Regions from separate parts of the Homo sapiens genome. Here regions 1 and 3 are each linked to region 2. The links are chromatin contacts, found by Hi-C or POLR2A ChIA-PET in ENCODE. All regions are on one chromosome and are shown on one strand. The core of a region is the stretch at or near the end of the contact, and the rest is flanking DNA. Distances in the headings are between cores, read along the strand shown. Region 1 has its middle 42 kb from the start of LINC02392. Region 2 holds the start of LINC02392 (long intergenic non-protein coding RNA 2392). Region 3 has its middle 38 kb from the start of LINC02392.

Region 1 (2,732 bases), core at 68-2,567, 42 kb after region 2:
ATTTTTGAAATACACCATATTCATGGTCTAGTGGGATATAATAAAACTTAAACAGATTATAGTAACTTCCCCTCCTTCACTGACTTATTTATTTATTCAACAAGTTTGTTGAGCAGATGCTATGTCAATCTTGCCTTTAGTGATATAGATATATATTATGAATAAAATGCATAAAACTACTTGCCACGTGGATCTCACAGTGGAGAAGATCATTATTAATCAGACTCTAAAAGTACATAATTATAGGTAAACATATAATTTGTAAAATGTAATGGTATTAAGGACTAAAATAATAACGGAGATTTGACATACTCTTAGGGATTAGGGAATGGAGAAGGAATACATGCATGTAAATAAGCAAGGAAATTATGATTTTTAGGAATAAGAGACCAACTGAGAAGAAACAACATGTGTTTCATCCAAGTTTCACAGAGAAGTAGAGCTGGTTTTGGGTGTTAATTCCTCTTGTCCTTCACAGCACAATTATGTACAAGCACAGAGGCATTTAATGGTGCTTGAAGTTAATAGGCGAACAGTTGAATGTTGTAATTCTCAAGATGTATCGTTTTCAAATAACTTGAGCATTAGGTCTTTCAATTTTTAAATTTTACTTTTTAAAATTTGTTATTTTTCTAATTAAATATATTTACATTATGTCATGTTCATTTTTGCAACCATTCAATATAGCATAGATTATACTTTGGATGCTTAAGAAGAATCAAGAGTCAAAATTTCTTTAAGAAATTAATTTTATATCTCTTTTTAAAACTGCAGAAATAAAAGCAACCACAAAATAGACTGCAGGAAGGAAAGTAAAATTAACAGAATCATATTGTTTCTAAATAAACTACTGTTAAAGATTTTTCCAGAAGAGAATCTCACTCTTTAAAAAAATTATCATGTAGAGATAATGGTAGAATTTTATTCCATGAATGATATGTTTATTTATTACATATTCATTAAATATTTAGTAGAGGGGATTAAATTGGGAAATATTTCCATTTAAAAGCTACTTATTTATAGAGTTACTATTATTGTTTCAAAAGGCAGCATGTCAAAAATTACAGCAAAAAAAAAAATGAGTATGTTTATTTGGAAGCCAGAACCACACACTATCAAAGCCAATAAAATTGGGCAATGACCACAAACTCAGTTTCAAAGCTGAGATTCTGAGTGCTTGGGTTGTGGCAGTTATGATTTCCTGAATAAGACTTTGTGCTGGGTCCAGAATTCACTCTCTCTGACCTTCAGCCAAGAAAGGAAGTAGCGTGGGTGACCACGTTCAACACTTGCTCTGGGGATTTCTTTCTAGCCAAAGCTAAAAGGAGGCTATAACTGGGTAGCCAGGCCTGTCCTTAGCACATTCTGTATTTAGATGGCTTACTTAAACCCATTAGCAGCAATATGACCCTGCCCTATGCCCCTACAGACTTCCGAAAAGAAAAAAAAAAATAACATTGGGGCAGGGTGTTGGCTATGGAGCCAACACAAAGAGGGATGAAGAGGGGAAGAGAGAGAGGAAGGAAGAGAGGCCTTATTTATGTCTATGGGATTAGGAATCAAATAGACCAGAATTAAAACTCCAGCTCTTCTGTTTACTAGTGGTTTACTTCTAGTTAAATTGCATGCCCAGTCTGAACTTCAAGTTTTTAGTTGCGGAAAGTGTATACAGCAGTCACTACTTTAGAAAGTGGTTTTCAGTACCTGGCAGAGAGGAAACACTCAATAAATCGTCGTTTTTGTTAATGCTGTTATTATTGCTTTTGTTATGTCATCTACAGTAGGGGGAACAGGGATAAAATGCTGTTTCTCGGGAGGCTTCAAACATGCCATTGTGTGTTTGTGTGTGTGCCGCCTCTAAACCACCAGTATTCACCTCAATCAACCCTCCCCAATTTTAATTTGGATCCTTCAGGTAAAAAGCAAAGGAGCTATTCAGCACAGGAAAGGTTGAGCAATCTGCCCTAGGACTAATCTTCCCAACAGGCACTCCCATAGATGAACTGTTTCCCATCAGATAGTTGCCAGGCATGCCCCGAACGTTTTTATTTCTTAAAGTAATTTGAGTAGGTTCCTCGGGGGAGACACATTTTTAAAAAACCTTTTTTAACTAAGGCAATCCTTGCTCTCGAGCTAGTTTTAATACACCTTTGTAAAGAGCTCTTAAAAGCTCTAACCAGTTCATCAGAACGAAGATAAGTGCAGCTTAAACACATCATACCAAATAAATAAATAAAAGTAACATAAACAGAGAAAAAAAACAAGTTCTTAACAGTGCAACTTGAAAATTAATTATAGCACAACATAGAAAATAAAAATAACCTGGATACACAATTTCCTTCCAAAATAAAATTTTGCATATTGGACACAAAGTCACATGCTTCTGAGAATTGGGGGAGTTTTATTATTTCCTATGAAATTGACAAGATACAACAAGATATTTGCTTTTTTGATATCAGTATACTATGCTTCCAGGGAAGTTTTCTAAAAAGAAATATTTTAAACCAAAAAAGCTATACTTATTTTTTGGATTTTAAAAAAATGCACTTTCTCTGACAAGTGAGTAAAAAGGATATTCCCAAAAAAACCCGAGAAGAAAGGCAAATAAGTTTTACCCTCACAGAAGAAATGAAATTCACAATACGGAGGGGTAGGGCAAGAATTTACATCTTCCTGTCATTTTGAATTTGTCAAAGAGGGGGAAGACAACCAACTTCAGCTGTTAACATCAA
Region 2 (2,700 bases), core at 51-2,550:
AATGTAATTGTCTTTAAATATGAGTGGAAAAATGAAAGTTCAGTCATGAAACAGAACATTATATAGCAGTTATAGCTAATAATATAGATCTATCAACATGGATAAATCTCTAAAAAATGATGTTGGGCAAAAACTCAAGATGCAAAAGGAAATGTACAATGCTGGTGAATCGTTTTTGCTTTTTGTAGATAATTAAGTATGTGACAAATGTTCAGGGTCATTGATGGGAATGGCACACACTTTCTTAAGGACAGTGGGTACACGTGGGGAGGTAGGGAGGACAGACTTCAGCTGAATTTGCTAAATTTCATTTCTATTTATTTTTTAACTCTGTAATGTAAATTAAATATGACAGAATAGATACAGGGTTGTTATATATCTATATCCTGTAGGATATTTTAAATTATTCAAAATTAAAATGTTTAATTTAAAAATATTTAAAAGGTATGCATAAATGTGTAACTATTAGAATGTTCATTGAGCATTGATTTTTTATTTTAAAAGAAACTAGAAAGAGCATAAATGTCTAATCATATGGAAATTATTCAATAAACTGTAGTACGTTAATAGAATAAGATAATAATCATGCATTAAAATAATATAGTTAAATAATACTTGATAACATAAAATATGTTAAAAATAAAATAATAAAAAATAGATTAAGATAACTGAGTACTATATTATTCTATTACTATACTATTCTAACACTATTAGAATAGTACTATAGTATTCTTCATGACATGTTTGTATATACGCATATCTACACACATGCAAAACCATGTGGAAATAGTTATAGAAGGAAAGTGATCTGTTTCCTCAGGATCGAGGGCTTTTTCAGGACACAGGACTTTCAATGCCAAAACCACGAAAGTCTCAGGTAACTGAGACAGTTGACCACCCTATCCGGAAGATGCTGCATAAAGAATGAAAACGAGCAAAGTAAAATTTTAACTCAAAATATGGCACAAGATGCAGTTGGAATTCCCTTACTGTGTGTGGGGAAACTAGCTATAATTTCTGCAAGTTGAGAACATAAAAAGGCTAGTTCTGGTGTTACCTGATAAGAACAGATAGAGTTTCTCATCAATTTTGTGAGCATAGCTGGACAGGTCAGAGAATATCAGAGCTGGAAAAGACACATCTTTTCACAACTCCTCTCTTTAGAGATTAAAAAACCAAAAAGTATGTAAAACAGTAGTTTACAACAACTGGTAATTTAGCCCTCAGGAAACAAGTGGCGATGTCTGGAGACATTTTTTATTTTCACAGTTGAGGGTGCTACTGGCATCGCACTGGAAGAGGTCAGTAATGCTCCTAAGCATTCTAGAATACAGAGAACAGTTTCTCACAACAAAGAATTACCTAGCCCAGAATGTCAATAGAACTAAGGTTGAGATACCTGGTTTAAGACATTTCCCCATTGATATCACAACTAGATCCTGCCAAAGAAGTTTCCATTGTCCTGACCTTGTTCAGCATTCTTGTCACTATGTAAATTTGGAGGGCTGTTCTCTAAATGTCAAGCATAAAATGGACCTTTCGATTATTTCATTTCTTCCTGGATATAGTTTATATATACCACTCTCCACTTACACTTCTTCATTCTTTTGGGTATATTTGTATCACTCTCCTGAGTTAATCCATTCTAGACAAATATTATTCTTAAAAAACAGCCATCCATCAAGTCTGAAAAAAAATAAAACCTCGTCTGAAAAACAAATTGGTTGCAATTGTAGATTCATCTGGTTCCTTGATATATATCTGTAATGCTGATTTAGTACTTCTGATAAGCATTTCCCCAACTGCATCTTTTTAGCAGCATTAGAAATAATGGCTAAAAGAAATGAGTCTTTTCATTTGCAGTATCTACATTTGGAGAGTATTTTAAATCAAATTGATTGCTAGGATATTTGTAATGTCCAAATGTTTGATTGCTTTGCTGTGTACCATACAGAAAAGTAGTAACACAGAGGCATGCCATTAAACAGCCTTGTTGTTTTCTTTCTTTTTCTTTTCTTTTCTTTAGTTTTATGAAGCTGCAATTAATAGAAGTAATTTAGCAGCTGTTAGGAGAAACTGCCTAGGATAGTTTGTGTATGTATCCAGTGCTAGAGAATTTTTGCTCTGTTGTAGATCTTTATCTATACTTAGTTGTGTTTAGGATTTATGACAAAGCCGTGTGTTAATATCTCGATTATCATTCTGGTAAGAGAGGAAGCATCGTAGTTTCCTCTTAAGAGAGAATAATAACCTAGAGAGATAAGGAATATGACCTTGAAGTGTTTTTGTTCATGCATCAAGACTCAGTTCATGCATAAGTATGCTGAGGGAGTAATCAAGGTGGCTGTTTCTGTCTTCCGTGACTGCTGGGTGTTATTACCCAAATCAAGCACATTAAAGACATTGTGGAGGACATAGGAAAAGAAATGAGACTTTAAGTATATGCCTAAAAGGTATTTTTAACTTAAGAGTCTGTCTAACAGGGAATCATTTTTCTTTTGAGGAGCAATGGATGGTCAATATCAGTTATTTGCCAGAATGTAAGTTAAAAAGAGTGTGCCCTAGGTGGGCACTTTTGAAGATAATTTTGTTTTTGAAAAAATAAAAATTATTTTACAATTATTCTACATACCATCAAGAACATTGCTCTGTTCAGATACTATATGACATCAAAGCATTCCAAGTATTGCCAGAATTTAG
Region 3 (2,700 bases), core at 118-2,617, 38 kb before region 2:
ATGAATTCAAGCAGTTTTCAATAATTACACAGTGTTTAACTATACTGGAGTGTATGCAGAGTTCATAAAGCATCATATTAGACCATTGGCATAAGACTCATTGGGACACATTGAAAAACAAAAAACAAGCAAAAACAACTCCTAGGCCCAGGTATGACCACAGAATCACAACATCTAGAGGAGAGAGATTAATTTAGTCACTTCCAGGTGATTCTTCTGTTTGCTTTGAGAACCATTGCTCAATAATTTAAGGAGGGGGACTTTTGCTGGGGTTGTAGTAGCAGTATCTGTGTGTGTGTGTGTGCATGTGCGTGTGTGTGTGTATGTGTCGGAAAAGGGCAACAATGCAAAATGAATGAAGAGTTTCACTTACTTTACTAACTCCAGATCCACCAGCACCATTTCTCCTGCTACTACAACACCTACTTTTCTGGTATTCAGGCCTGAGCATAAGGTATTGGGTTCATCAATGAGAGGATTTTAGACTCTCCTGGGAGCCAAAATTGGCTATATAGATTTTCAATCCTAATAAGAAACATAAAAATTCACTTTTGAGAAATCTAACCTAGAAAAACAAGTTTGGAATAATGTTGTTCTAAATTATAACATTCTCTTCTGTATGACATCGTGTACATTTTCTTTCTTGAGTAGAAATTATATATATATATATAATTTTTTAAACAAGAGGGATTTTCCAACATGCCATCATTGTGCAGATGGAACCATTCCATTCCTAAACAGTAGGAAGTCTTTCCTGTCATATTTTATTGGTTCTTCTGGTCATTAAATTTGACAGACTGTAAATCCCCTGTTTGCCATTAAGCATATTGTGAATGACAAGATAGTATTAAGCATTTCTGGCACAGAGATTGCAGTTGGGCAATCAATAGCACCATCATTCTAGGAAAATTATTGCTGTAACTGAAGGAGGGGATGGTCATCAAGGAGAATTGTATGTTCTCTTTATACTTGGACTTAGTAGAGAAAGCCAAAAATAAAAACTAGGACAGTTCACAGTTGCAAACATTCTAATTAATAATAATGATGAAGGAAGGCGGGAAATAAATGGTTGGGGTTGAGACAGAAGATGTGGCCTTCCTTTTGCATGATGTCTTCCCAGCAGTATAAGGCATGGAAAATATGAGGGGCCATTACCCAAATGTAGATGGCACTACCCAATCTCACAGCCAAGTGCTCTAACCATCCATTAATTTTTTAAAAATTGTATGTTTTAGTGTTTTCCTGCTAATGAGTTGATTATATTTTTAGAAATCATGGGAAATGTGTAGACGCTGATGTCACTGTTCTTTGGCTTTGCTAAGGATGCCTATTGTGAGCAAAGTTGTTTCCTCCCTTGGCTGCAGGCCACTAGACTGCTGTTCTCTCCCTGTCTGCCCACCTCTCCACTCCCTCCTCCATATACAAACACTGGGGCCATAGGAAAAAATATGCTTCTAAAGGTCTAAATCTGCTGTCACTATTGCTGATAAATTAGATTTCGTATTACGTAATTTTAAATTCATCTGTATTTTTCTTCATGGCTCCTCTTTTGAATATAATGAAAAAAGTATTTGTAATTATTAGCTTTGTATTTGTGTCCTCTTTTTGCCATAAGCTCCATGAGAATGAGACCCTGGCTTGTTTTTTCCACCTCAGCACCTATAAACCTATTGTCATGAACAATGCCAGGCACATAGAAAATGTTAAAAATATGTATGTGTATGTATATATACATATATACATTTTTAATGATGAATGCTTATCAACCACTTAAGCTTGTGCCCATTGTCAATGAATGCCTTTCACTGAACGAATCTGTGATAACCTTTTATAGTTAGCTCACTTTATTGAGTTTACTTTCTAATACATAAATATACACAGATTTATCCCCACCTGAAAATGTCCATAGTCTGCTTATTAGAACACAATAATCCCTCTCTTTAAGTTTTTGACACCCACATCTCAGTAATCCCAAGCACTCTGTTGTAGTTGTTTTGTTGTTGTTTACTCTTTTGCTCGTTTTAAATTACCCTTTTCTTTTGACTAAGTTTTAACTCTTTCCTTAATACCAGTGTCCAAATTTTTGCATTGTAGTTCTTAGGCCATGTTCCCCTACAAAATTACAATGTCTCAAGAATGGTGACTTTACCAGGCACCCCAGGGATCAATGACACATACTGTTAGCACCTTTGCTGAGTGGTCAAGGCAGAGTATTTAGAATGGAAACAGTGCTTCCAATTCTAATTGGTATTCTCATTACTAATATTCTACCATGTTGTTTTTCTAGTTCTTTTCATTCTTCAGTAGCCACATGATATTGAGTGAGTTCAATCTTTTCTTCCTCAGAAGCTTTGATTTGGATTAAGGTATATGCAGTTCCCTTAAGCAGCCATGTCGGGCACACAAAAAGCACACCCTGGTATGTTCTTTAGTTGAGGACAAACTAAACTATGAATCAGAAGGCTACACACTTGGTTTAAGTCAAATAGCATATCTACACATTTCATGGAAAAAGAAAGCAGCCAGAAATAATAAATCTTCCTTTGGTTACAAGCTAAAATTTCTTAGCATTCTACCGAGTGTATGTAAAAATTTTATCAAAGAACATAACAAAATTATTAAGTCCTTTGACTATTTTTTAACCTGTGTACAGATTTTATTTGAAAAACACTTAAAAATCATTTTGCCAATCCCTAACCA

The links. Hi-C counts contacts between places; a loop is a spot of excess contacts on that map. ChIA-PET counts read pairs that join two places held with the same protein, here RNA polymerase II (POLR2A). Pooled maps may share reads with other maps.
Region 1: a loop to region 2 is called in a map with no recorded cell type, with 2.1 times the contacts of the local background. The contact joins the enhancer-like site here to the promoter of LINC02392 in region 2. A Hi-C loop is called at or near these places in 2 of 168 maps with a recorded cell type or tissue (lower leg skin and right cardiac atrium), 6 of 37 single-sample maps with no recorded cell type and 6 of 50 pooled maps. POLR2A ChIA-PET finds 5 or more read pairs at or near these places in 3 of 52 experiments (T-cell, WTC11 and activated T-cell).
Region 3: a map of endothelial cell of umbilical vein shows a loop between it and region 2 (4-fold over the local background). The contact joins the enhancer-like site here to the promoter of LINC02392 in region 2. A Hi-C loop is called at or near these places in 1 of 168 maps with a recorded cell type or tissue (endothelial cell of umbilical vein), 2 of 37 single-sample maps with no recorded cell type and 1 of 50 pooled maps. POLR2A ChIA-PET finds 5 or more read pairs at or near these places in 2 of 52 experiments (BJ and IMR-90).

The regions. Positions count from the first base shown.
Region 1 is chr12:90,249,481-90,252,212 of GRCh38, reverse strand. No RefSeq gene overlaps it. Among named protein-coding and RNA genes, the nearest start is that of LINC02392, 42 kb to the left of the region's middle. Within about 2 kb of position 1,317, at least 5 of the 41 ENCODE cell types and tissues checked have a DNase peak (open chromatin) inside an H3K27ac peak, as active enhancers do.
Region 2 is chr12:90,291,918-90,294,617 of GRCh38, reverse strand. LINC02392 (long intergenic non-protein coding RNA 2392) reads right to left here and starts at 1,300. Exons shown (of 3, transcript NR_135018.1): 1 at 1,058-1,300.
Region 3 is chr12:90,330,103-90,332,802 of GRCh38, reverse strand. No RefSeq gene overlaps it. Among named protein-coding and RNA genes, the nearest start is that of LINC02392, 38 kb to the right of the region's middle. Within about 2 kb of position 1,367, at least 2 of the 41 ENCODE cell types and tissues checked have a DNase peak (open chromatin) inside an H3K27ac peak, as active enhancers do; they include endothelial cell of umbilical vein, where a contact is called at or near this core.